Linked DNA regions of Homo sapiens: region 1 is linked to region 2. Evidence: read pairs that join two places in POLR2A ChIA-PET (ENCODE). Cell type or tissue: K562. All regions are shown on one strand. Each heading gives the region's core, and the rest is flanking DNA. Links, peaks and the distances in the headings are about the cores only.

What was found. Peaks named below come from ENCODE experiments on the same cell type or tissue, not always from the same donor. Only the 100,000 strongest peaks of a DNase experiment are listed, where the experiment ranks them.
Region 1: POLR2A ChIA-PET joins it to region 2 with 5 read pairs; 17 of 35 experiments call an interaction of 5 or more read pairs at or near these places.

The regions. Positions count from the first base shown.
Region 1 is chr17:75,532,479-75,537,851 of GRCh38, reverse strand. All of the region lies in intron 1 of LLGL2 (LLGL scribble cell polarity complex component 2), which reads right to left. Among named protein-coding and RNA genes, the nearest start is that of LLGL2, 9.5 kb to the right of the region's middle. In K562, for the core only: no CTCF peak of the experiment used is centred there; no DNase peak of the experiment used is centred there.
Region 2 is chr17:75,446,257-75,451,629 of GRCh38, reverse strand. No RefSeq gene overlaps it. Among named protein-coding and RNA genes, the nearest start is that of TMEM94, 7.7 kb to the left of the region's middle. In K562, for the core only: no CTCF peak of the experiment used is centred there; a DNase peak (open chromatin) is centred at 3,009.

The sequences.
Region 1 (5,373 bases), core at 84-5,083, 86 kb before region 2:
GGGCAACAGAGAGAGACTGTCTCAAAAAAAAAAAAAAAAAAAGGTCACCTTCCAAAAAGCCTTCCCATCTGAACCCATCCTGACCATTCTCCGAGTCCTAGGAGGCTGGGAGGCTGTCCCTGTCCACCATGGTTTTAAGGGATTTTTTTTTTTTGGAGATGGAGTCTCGCTCTGTCGCCCAGGCTGAAGTGCAGTGGTGTAATCTTAGCTCACTGCAACTGTGTTTCCCAGGTTCAAGCAATTCTCCTGCCTCAGCCTCCCAAGTAGCTGGAATTACAGGTGTCCACCACCATGCCTGGCTAATTTTTTTGTTATTTTTAGTAGAGCTGTGGTTTTCACCATATTGGCCAGGCTGGTCTCGAACTCCTGATCTCAAGTGATCTGCCCACCTCGGCCCCACAAAGTGCTAGGATTATAGGCGTGAGCCACCGCACCCAGCCTGGGATCATTTTATCCTAAGGGGTAAAGGGACCATTTTATCTCAGAGTCCTGAGAATGGTCAAGATGGGTTCAGATGGGGAAGAAACACACCTTAGGATAAAATGATCCATTGAAACCATGGTGGACAGGGACAGCCTCCCAGGCTCATGCATGTCTCCTGGCCTTGATGTGCTGTTTATTAAGCTGTCAGAAAAAATCAGAAGCAACCTAAATGGCCCACAACAGGGGATGGGTGAAGTGTGCTCAGGCCTATGACAAAAGGCTTCCAGTCATTAAAAGGAATAAAAGGGCCGGGCGCTGTGGCTCACGTCTGTAATCCCAACACTTTGGGAGGCCGAGGCGGGTGGATCACTTGAGGTCAGGAGTTTGCGAGCAGCCTGGCCAACATGCCAAAACCCCGTCTCTACTAAAAAAAATTAGCCGGGCATGGTGGTGGGTGCCTGTAACCCCAGCTACTTGGGAGGCTGAGGCAGGAGAACTGCTTGAACTCGGGAGGTGGAAGTTGCAGTGAGCCCAGATAGCGCCACTGCACTCCAGCCTGGGTGACAGAGAAAGACTCCATCTCAAAAAGTAAATAAATAAATAAATAAATGGAGAAAAGACCATTTCATGGCATGGGACTATATGTACAAAGAATCCAAGAGTCAGGTAGAATCTATTAAAAATCCCTATATTTGACAATGTACTCGGAAGGGTTATGGGATTAGTGGTGATTCTTTTTTCTCCTTTTTGTTTATCTGCCTCCTAGGCAGGGTGGATAAGAGGATCAAAGAGAGAAGGAAAGAGGCCCCAGGCATGGTCAGGCGGGAGGGTGGGTCCAGCCCTGTCCTGCTGGTGGAATGTTCCGGTGCTCACCAGGCGTGGGCTCCTCTCCAGCCACCGCAACCTGAGTGGGGAGAGGTACCCCCTAGAGACACGGAATAGTTAGGCCCGGAAAGGCGGGGAGACAGGCAGGTGGGACTAGCTGTGCAACCTTGGGTTTCAGGGTCCTGAGTAGAAAGGACTTTTCTATTCCATCGTCCCGAGGCTTTAAAGCAGGGCCAGGGAGCGGGCTTGGCAAACTCTCAGGTGCTGTGCACTTAAGTGACACACCTGGGAGGAATGTGGAGAAGAGACAAGTTCAGGAGCCCACAGGCTGAGGAGCCCCCCAAGTCCTCAAGTCTAACACCAGAAATGGTCACTGGGGTTGCCACCTAGCCAGAGCGCCACCTCTGAGATGAGGCTTCTCAGGAAAACCTTCTCCACCCCACTAACTTCTAAAGGCCATCCAACCTCAGTCTCCACTCCTGCCTGTCACCAGACCAGCCTCTGAGCCACCCTCCCTGTTCTGCCCTGCTCTGTTCCCTTTTGGCGGGCGCCAGGGTTTAGAGCCGGGCCGCAAAAGGCTTGCTGCCTTGTGGCTGGTTCCCATCCACTTTCTACCCAAGTCTGTGCCTTGCATGTGGAACCAGCCTGAGAGCTCCCTGTGGGCAGCTGATCGACCTGTTTCCTTCCCTCCTCACTGTTCCACTCACCCACGTCTGCACCTGGCCGGCAAAATATTTCTGGGTCTAGGACAGGTGTCCACACACCTGGACACCCACTTGGAAAGAACAGGAGAGCTCTCCACTTGGTGACAGGCCACAAAATCCACACCCTGGCCCGCCTTCCATCTCAAGAGCTCAAGAAAGAGACCAGTGGGGGCAGAGAGAGAGAATAACCACACGGGGTGGACTTGCCTTGGGCCCCCCTCGCTCTAAGTGGCAGATGCGATTGTGCCTCGGAGGAGAGGGGATCCCCAGGCCAGACTGCTTCTCCCACCCTGCCACTGTTTGGGGCACCTGGGCTAATTTGTCCCTGTGAGACCAAGGCTTGGCCAAGCCCAGCCAGCCCTCTGGCCTGGAGATGTGGGAGGGGCCAGCCCTCAAGAAACTCCCTCCATAGCTCGGGAAGTTCCATTGATCTCATTGATCTGCTGGGAGAGTCCACACCCAGCGGCAGGACTCCAGACCCAGCCGAAACCAGAGAGGGCCCCCGGGCCGCACCCAGCGCCAGCTGCCTGCTCTCAGGGCGTGCCACCTGATGTCCCATGCTCTCCTCTCCTCTTCGCTCGTGCTCCCCACAGCCCGCTGCTGATTAAGAAGCTGCCTTCCCCTCTGCGACATCCTGTGTGAGGCCTGAGTGTGGCTGTGGCCTCCTGTTTGACGGATGTGAATCCGCCCCTGCACCTCCTACTCTGATGGCACTGGTGGGCAGGGATCTAAACCACAGAGGCAGCTGCTGACCCCTGCGGCATCTGTGCCAACTCAGACGCCTGTAGCCGCTTTGCAAGTGCCCATGTCGCCCTGGGAAGCCCAGTCTCCCAGAAGCACCAGGCAGGTCCCTGGCCAGCAGCTTAGCAACCAAACCTTGGCTGAAAGGCAGTTCCATGGAGTGGGATCTAGGGGAACACAAACCAGAGGGAATGGGGGCATGACTGGAGGACTGTCGTCCCCGCTGTTGTTAATTAAGTAGTAAAAGGGATTGAGAGCTAGCTATGGCTGGATGTGACTTTAGCACTTTACATTCACCTTATTTAATTCTTACAATTACTTATGAAGTGATCGATTCAGAGTGGCCCCAAGCTCAAACAGTCAAGAGTCCAAGTCCTTTGCCAAGCTCAGTGGCTTATGCCTGTAATCCCAGCACTTTGGGAGGTCGAGGCAGGAGAATCCACTGAACCTAGGAGTTCGAGACCAGCCTGGGCAACTTAGGGAGACCTTGTCTCAGCAAAAAACTTAAAAATTAGCCAGCCATGGTGGCATACACTTGTAGTCCCAGCTACTCAGGAGGCTGAGGTGGGAAGATCACTTGAGCCCAGGAGGTTGAGGCTGCAGTGAGCTATGATGGCACCACTGTGCTCCAGCCTGGGTGACAGAGCGAGACCTTTTCTCAAAAAAAGAAAAAAAAAAATCCAAGCCCCAATTTGCATTCCAATCTGACTGCAGAATCCTCCGCTCAGGTCAGGCCTCTCTCCCAGGACAAAGGGGCTGCCTGCTCGCAGGCTGGATGGGCCCCATTTGGGGTCAGCCTCCATTCCCCCCACCATCTATCCTATGGAATCACAACCATCCCACAACCCCAAGAGGATCCTCCCGCCATGCCTAGACTCCTCCTGAAGTTTCCTTTCTGTTGCCCCTCCTGGGCCTGTGAGGATGGGGTGGAAGGTGGGAACGCACCCCCATTCTGGGGGCCTTAGCCCCCTTTCATAATCCAACACCAGACTCTCTCTCCAGGGAAGTGACTGGCAGAAAGCCAAGTCCAAGGAAAAGCAAAACCATTCTGGGGAGAAGATGGACCACCTGCCTGGGGCTGGCGTGGGCAGGCCATCCAGCCCATCCAATCAGGCCCCTTTCTAGGGCCTCCTACCTGCCCTAAAACTGGAACAGCTGTCCCAAGAAGCTTCCAGATGTCAGCTCCAGGAGGTGGGGATTGTGCTGGCCTCATCCAGGTGCCTCATGGGAGGGACTGGAATTTTATTTAAACAGCTCCCTCACTTCCTTCAAAGCTTTGCTCAAATGTCACCTTCTGGCAGAGGCCCACTCTAACCACCTGTTAAAAGTTGTAACCTGCCCCCTACCATGCGGGTTCCCAATTGTTGCTCTAGTTCTTTTTACCCTATAGCCCGTATCACCTTTTAACACAATTTATTAGTTACTTTTACTTTCTGTCAGTCAGGCTTCTCACCTTTTAGAAACAACTTTCAACGACGGCAGACATCTTTGCTTTGTTTAAGGATCACATCCAACATCTAGAACCACACAAGAGGCATCAGAAAATACTTGAACGGGCTGGGCGCGGTGGCTCATGCCTGCAATCCCAGCACTTTGGGAGGCCGAGGCGGGCAGATCATGAGGTCAGGAGATCGAGACCATCCTGGCCAACATGATGAAACCCTGTCTCTACTAAAAATACAAAAAATTAGCTGGGCATCATGGCGGGCGCCTGTAGTCCCAGCTACTCAGGAGGCTGAGGCAGGAGAATGGTGTGAACCTGGGAGGCGGAGCTTGCAGTGAGCCGAGATCGTGCCACTGCACTCCAGCCAGGGTGACAGAGTGAGACTCCATCTCAAAAAAAAAAAAAAAAAAAAAAAGGGCCAGGTGCGGTGGCTCACGCCTGTAATCCCAGCATTTTGGGAGGCTGAGGCGGGCAGATCACGAGGTCAGGAGATCAAGACCATCCTGGCTAACACGGTGAAACCTTGTCTCTACTAAAAATACAAACAATTAGCCGGGCGTGGTGGCGGGAGCCTGTAGTCCCAGCTACTCGGGAGGCTGAGGCAGGAGAATGGCGTGAACCCGGGAGGCAGAGCTTGCAGTGAGCCGAGATCGCGCCACTGCACTCCAGCCTGGGCGACAGAGCAAGACTCCTCAAAAAAAGAAAAAAAAAGTACTTGAATGAATGAACGAACAGTTAAGACTGACTAGGGATTAACTAGAAAAGGTATCTGCCAATCACTGACCCCACGAAACACTGAGGTAGGACCCCACAGGGTTCTCAGGGAACTTCCTTACCCTGTCCTCAAGTCTCCGGCCAAGGCCAGGGCCCTGTGGACGTCATGCCTGGCATCCTGTTCGGAATACCCTTGTGGACCCTGCCTTTAACCAAAGCTCCAGGACCCCCAGAGAATTCCAGAATTATATTAAATGTTAATATTATTTACTAGAGGGCTGGGCGCAGCGGCTCATGCCTGTAATCCCAGCACTTTGGGAGGCCGAGGCAGGTGGATCACATGAGGTCAGGAGTTAGAGACCAGCCTGACCAACATGGTGGAAACCCCCCCGCTACTAAAAATACAAAAATTAGCCAGGTGTGGTGGCGCATACCTGTAATCCCAGCTACTCAGGAGGCCGAGGCAGGAGAATTGCTTGAACCCGGGAGGCAGAGGTTGCAGTGAGCCAAGATCATGCCACT
Region 2 (5,373 bases), core at 181-5,180:
TGTAATCCCAACACTTTAGGAGGCCAAGGTGGGAGAGTCACTTGAGCCCAGGAGTTTGAGACCAGCCAGGGAAACACAGGGAGCCTCCATTTCTACAAAAAATTTAAAAATAAAAATAATTAGCCAGGCATGGTGCACAACTGTGGTGCCAGCTACTCAGGAGACTGACGTGCAAGGATCATTTGAGCCCAGGATGTTGAGCCTGCAGTGAGCTGTGACTGTGACACTGCACTCCAGCCTGGGCGACAGAGTGAGACCTGCCTCAGAAAAACAAAAAAGGGCTGGGCGTGGTGGTTCACGCCTGTAATCCCAGCACTTTGGGAGGCCAAGACAGGCGGATCATGAGGTCAGGAGATCGAGACCATCCTGGCTAATACGGTGAAACCCCATCTCTACTAAAAATACAAAAAATTAGCCCGGCATGGTGGCGGGCACCTGTGGTCCCAGCTACTCGGGAGGCTGAGTCAGGAGAATGGCTTGAACCTGGGAGGTGGAGTTTGCAGTGAGCCGAGATCGTGCCGCTGCACTCCAGCCTGGGTGACAGAGCGAGACTCAGTCTCAAAAAAACAAAACAAAACAAAACAACAAAAAAAGTGTGGTCCAGAAATAGATGGCACAACTTTACAACACAACATGAGCACTGGCCACACTACGGTCCCCATTCCCATACTGCATTCACAGTCTGCAAAAGTTAGATCCCTAGGTAACAATAAATGGCCACCCAAAGACATTGTTCATAAGCACCCCAAATGGGAAACAAACTGAATATCCACCAGCTGGGGAACAGGTACCCAAATGGTGGTGGATCTGAACAAGGGATTACTACTCAGCCATACACATAAGTGAATGAGGCTGGACGTGGTGGCTCACTCCTGTAATCCCAGCACTTTGGGAGGCTGAGGCGGGCAGATCACCTGAGGTCAGGAGTTCAAGACCAGCCTGGTCAACATGGTGAAACTCTGTCTCTACAAAAAATACAAAGCTAGCTGGGCATGGTGGCGTGTGCCTGTAATCCCAGCTACCCAGGAGGCTCAGGCAGGAGAATTGCTTGAAACCGGGAGGCAGAGAGCCAAGATCGTACCACTGCACTCCAGCCTGGGTGACAGAGCAAGAATCTGTCTCTCAAATAAATAAATAAATACGTAAGTAAGTAAGTGAATGAGGCCACTGATACACATCCCAATCTGAAAGAATCACACAAATGGCATGAGGAAGGGAAGAAGCCAGACATAACAGGTTATGTACCCTGCAATTCCATTCATATCAACTCCTAAGATGGGAATCTGGAGGACAGGCAAGGATGGACTGCAGAAGGGCAGAAGGGAACTTTTGAGAGGTGAAGGAAATGCCCCATATCTTGATTAGGGTGAGAGTTATGTAGGTTTATACATTTATCAAAACTCGTTCAACTATGTACTTAAAATCTGTAGGTTTTAGTGTATTTAAACTATATCTCAATTTTTTAAATGTATGTGGCCGGGTGAGGTGGCCCATGCCTATAATCCCAGCACTTTGGGAGGCCAAGGCAGGCGGATCACCTGAGGTCAGGAGGTCAAGACCAGCCTGGCAAAACCTCATCTCTACTAAAATACCAAATTAGCCAGGCATGCAGGTGGGTGCCTGTAATCCCAGCTACTTGGGAGGTTGAGGGAGGAGAATCGCTTGAACCCAGGAGGCAGAGGTTTCAGTGAGCCTGGATTGCACCACTGCACTTCAGCCTGGGCAATAGAGCGAGACGCCATCTCAAAAAAAAAAAAGTACACACACACACACACACACACACACACACAGACTCTCTTTTTAATTTTTTTTTTGTAGAGATAGGGTCTCACTATGTTGCCCAGGATGGTCTCAAACTCCTGTTCTCAAGCAGCCCTCTTGCCTTGGCCTCCCAAAGTGCTAGGATTCAGCCAGTTGTGGTGGCTTACGCTTGTAATCCCAGCACTTTGGGAGGCCGAGGCGGGTGGATCACGAGGTCAGGAGATCGAGACCAGCCTGGCCAACATGGTGAAACCCCATCTCTACTAAAATACAAAAAACTAGCCGGGCATGGTGTTGGGCGCCTGTACTCCCAGCTACTCGGGAGGCTGAGGCAGGGGAATCGCTTGAACCCGGGAGGCAGAGATTGCAGCAAGCCGAGATCGCGCCACTGCACTCCAGCCTGGCGACAGAGCAAGACTCTGTCTCAAAAAAAAAAAAAAAAAGTGCTAGGATTCTGGGTGTGAGCCTATGTACACTTTCAGTTGGGGGATGATTTTGCCTCCTAGGGACATTTGGCAATGTCTGGAGACATTTTTGGTTGTCACTACAGGGGTTGGGAGAGGGCTGCTACTGGCATCTAATGTGTAGAGGCCAGGAATGTTGCTAAATATCCTACAACTTACAGTACAACCCACAACAAAGAATCATCTGGTTCAAAATGTCAATGGAGCAGTGGCTCATGCCTGTAATCCCAACACTTTGGGAGGCCGAGGTGGGCAGTTCACTTGAGGTCAGGAGTTCAAGACCAGCCTGGCCAGCATGGTGAAACCTCCTCTCTACAAAAAATACAAAAATTAGCCAGGCATGGTGGTGTGCACCTGAAATCCTAGCTACTTGGGAGGCTGAGGCAAGAGAATCACTTGAACCCGGAGGTGGAGGTTGCAGTGAGCCGAGATCATGCCATTGCACTCCAGCCTGGGTGACAGAGTAAGTGAGACTGTCTCAAAAAAAAAAAAAAAAAGCAATGGAGCAGAGGTTGCCTAGCCATAAGTTTAGCATCATGCGTGTATCATCTTACCGATCTTTGATATTCCCTGTACTGGAAGCCTCTTTTTGTTTGATTTCCAGGAATAATGAAATCAGTAGCCTTAGTCTATGCTCACAGACACCAAGGTCTTCCGTGTGCTGCAAAGCAGCCATCTTAACTTCCAGAGCAGAAGCTGTATTTCACTGCACATTCGTAGAAACTGAGACTAATCTTCGTTGCCTGTTGTGCTTGGATAGTTTGGCGTTTGGTCAGAGGGAGTGCAACAGAAGATAAAGCTAGACGAGATTGCGACTATTTTCTAAGGAGCCAGGGACGTTATGAATCACCAGAAGATAAATGCTGGAGGTGAACATTTCCTCCTCCAACATTTTTAAGTAGAGAAATGAGACAGTCAAGCTTAAGAGGAAGATGAGTTTGTAGAAGATAAGCTAGAAATAGCAGTCTTGGGTCAGGTGTATTAGCTCATGTCTGTTTAATCCCAGCACTTTGGGAGGCCAAGGCAGGAGGCTTGCGTGAGGCCAGGAGTTGGAGACCAGACTGGGCCACAAAGTGAGACCTTGTATTTACAAAAATTTTTTTAAAGATTTTAAAAAATTGGCCAGGCGTGGCGATGCATGCCTGTGGTCCCAGCTATAGTACATGGGAGGATCCGTTGAGCCCAGGAGGTCAAGGCTAGGGTCAGCTGTGTTCATGCCACTGTACTCCAGCCTGGGTGACACAGGAAGATTGTCTCAAAAGAAAGAAAAGAAAAGAAAAATAAGGGCCGGGCACGGTGGCTGATGCCTGTAATCCTAGCATTTTGGGAGGCCGAGGCGGGCAGATCACCTGAGGTCAGGAGTTCAAGACCAGCCTGGCCAACATGGTGAAACCACGTCTCTACTAAACATACAAATTAGCCAGGAGTGGTGGTGCACATCTGTAAGACCAGCTACTCGGGAGGCTGAAGCAGGAGAATCGCTTTTACCTGGCAGGCAGACGTTGCAGTGAGGCGAGATCACACCACTGCACTCCAGCCTGGTCAAGAGAGCAAGACTCTGTCTCAGAAAAAAAAAAAAAAAAAAGAAGAGAGAGAGAGAGACAGGAGCCAGTGGGGACAGGTAGCCAGCCGTGGTGGTCCAGGCACTAGCTGACGAGATACCCAGCCCTACTCCCATCCCAGAAACCTTATCTGGCACTTTATTTCCCAAATACCAATCCCAGTCATCTCTGCCTAGCATTCTTGACTATTTTTGAACGGCTTCTTAGCATTTGAGGTGTAAATATCACTTCATTCACTAAATTTTAAGCTCTTTGAGAGCAGGGATAGTGCCTTACTACTTTTTAATTTCTCTCAGATTATCAGAGGGATTGTTGACATGTACATTTGTGTCCTAACAGTGACACCAAAATTCCTCCTGGGGAGGAAACTGTCTTTGCATAGGAAAATCACTGGTAAATGTTTTAAGAAAAGATGAGACCCAGAGCCCAGGTCAGCCTGCATCAAAGCAGTAAGAGAATGAGCCCAAATGCTCTGCATTTTATTTATTTATTTTTTATTTTATTTTATTTTATTTTATTGAGGTGGAGTCTCGCTTTGTCATCTAGGTTGGAGTGCAGTGGCGCGATCTCGGCTCACTGCAACCTCCGCCTCCAAGGTTCGAGTGATTCTCCTGCCTCAGCCTCCCGAGTAGCTGGAACTACAGGTACCTGCCACCATGCCCAGCTAATTTTTGTATTTTTAGTAGAGACAGGGTTTCATTATATTGGCCAGGCTGGTCTCAAACTCCTGACCTCAAATGATCCACCCCCCTTTGCCTCCCAAAGTGCTGGGATTACAGGCATGAGCTACCATGCCTGGCCTGTTTTTATTTTATTTTATTTTATTATTTATTATTCATTTATCTATTTATTTATTTATTTTGGGATGGAGTCTCACTCTGTTTTCCAGGCTGGAGTGCAGTGGCGCAATCTCGGCTCACTGCAAGCTCTGCCTCCCGGGTTCACGCCATTCTCAGCCTCCCAAGTAGCTGGGACTACAGGCACCCGCCACCACGCCCGGCTGATTTTTTGTATTTTTAGTAGAGACAGGGTTTCACCATGTTAGCCACGATGGTCTCGATTTCTGACCTCGTGATCCGCCCGCCTCACCCTCCCAAAGTGTTGGGATTACAGGCGTGAGCCACCGCGCCTGGCCTATTTTTATTTGTTTATTTTTTGAGACGGAGTCTCACTCTGTTGCCCAGGCTAGAGTACAGTGGCATGATCTTGGCTCGCTGCAGCCTCCATGTCCCAGGTTCCAGCGATTCTCCTGCCTCGGCCTCCCGGGTATCTGGGATTCAGGCACGCGCTACCACACGTGGCTAATTTTTGTATTTTTAGTAGAGACGGGGTTTCACCATGTTGGATAGGCTGGTCTCGAACTCCTGACCTCAGGTGATCTGCCCATCTCGGCCTCCCAAAGTGCTGGCATTACAGGTGACAGCCACCATGCCCAGCCATAAATGGTTGCCAGGGGCTGGGGTGTGGGGAGAAGAATGAGGAGTGACTGCTTTTTTTTTTTTTTGAGATGGAGTTTCGCTCTTGTTGCCCAGACTGGAGTGCAATGGCACAATCTCGGCTCACTGCAACCTTTGCCTCCTGGGTTC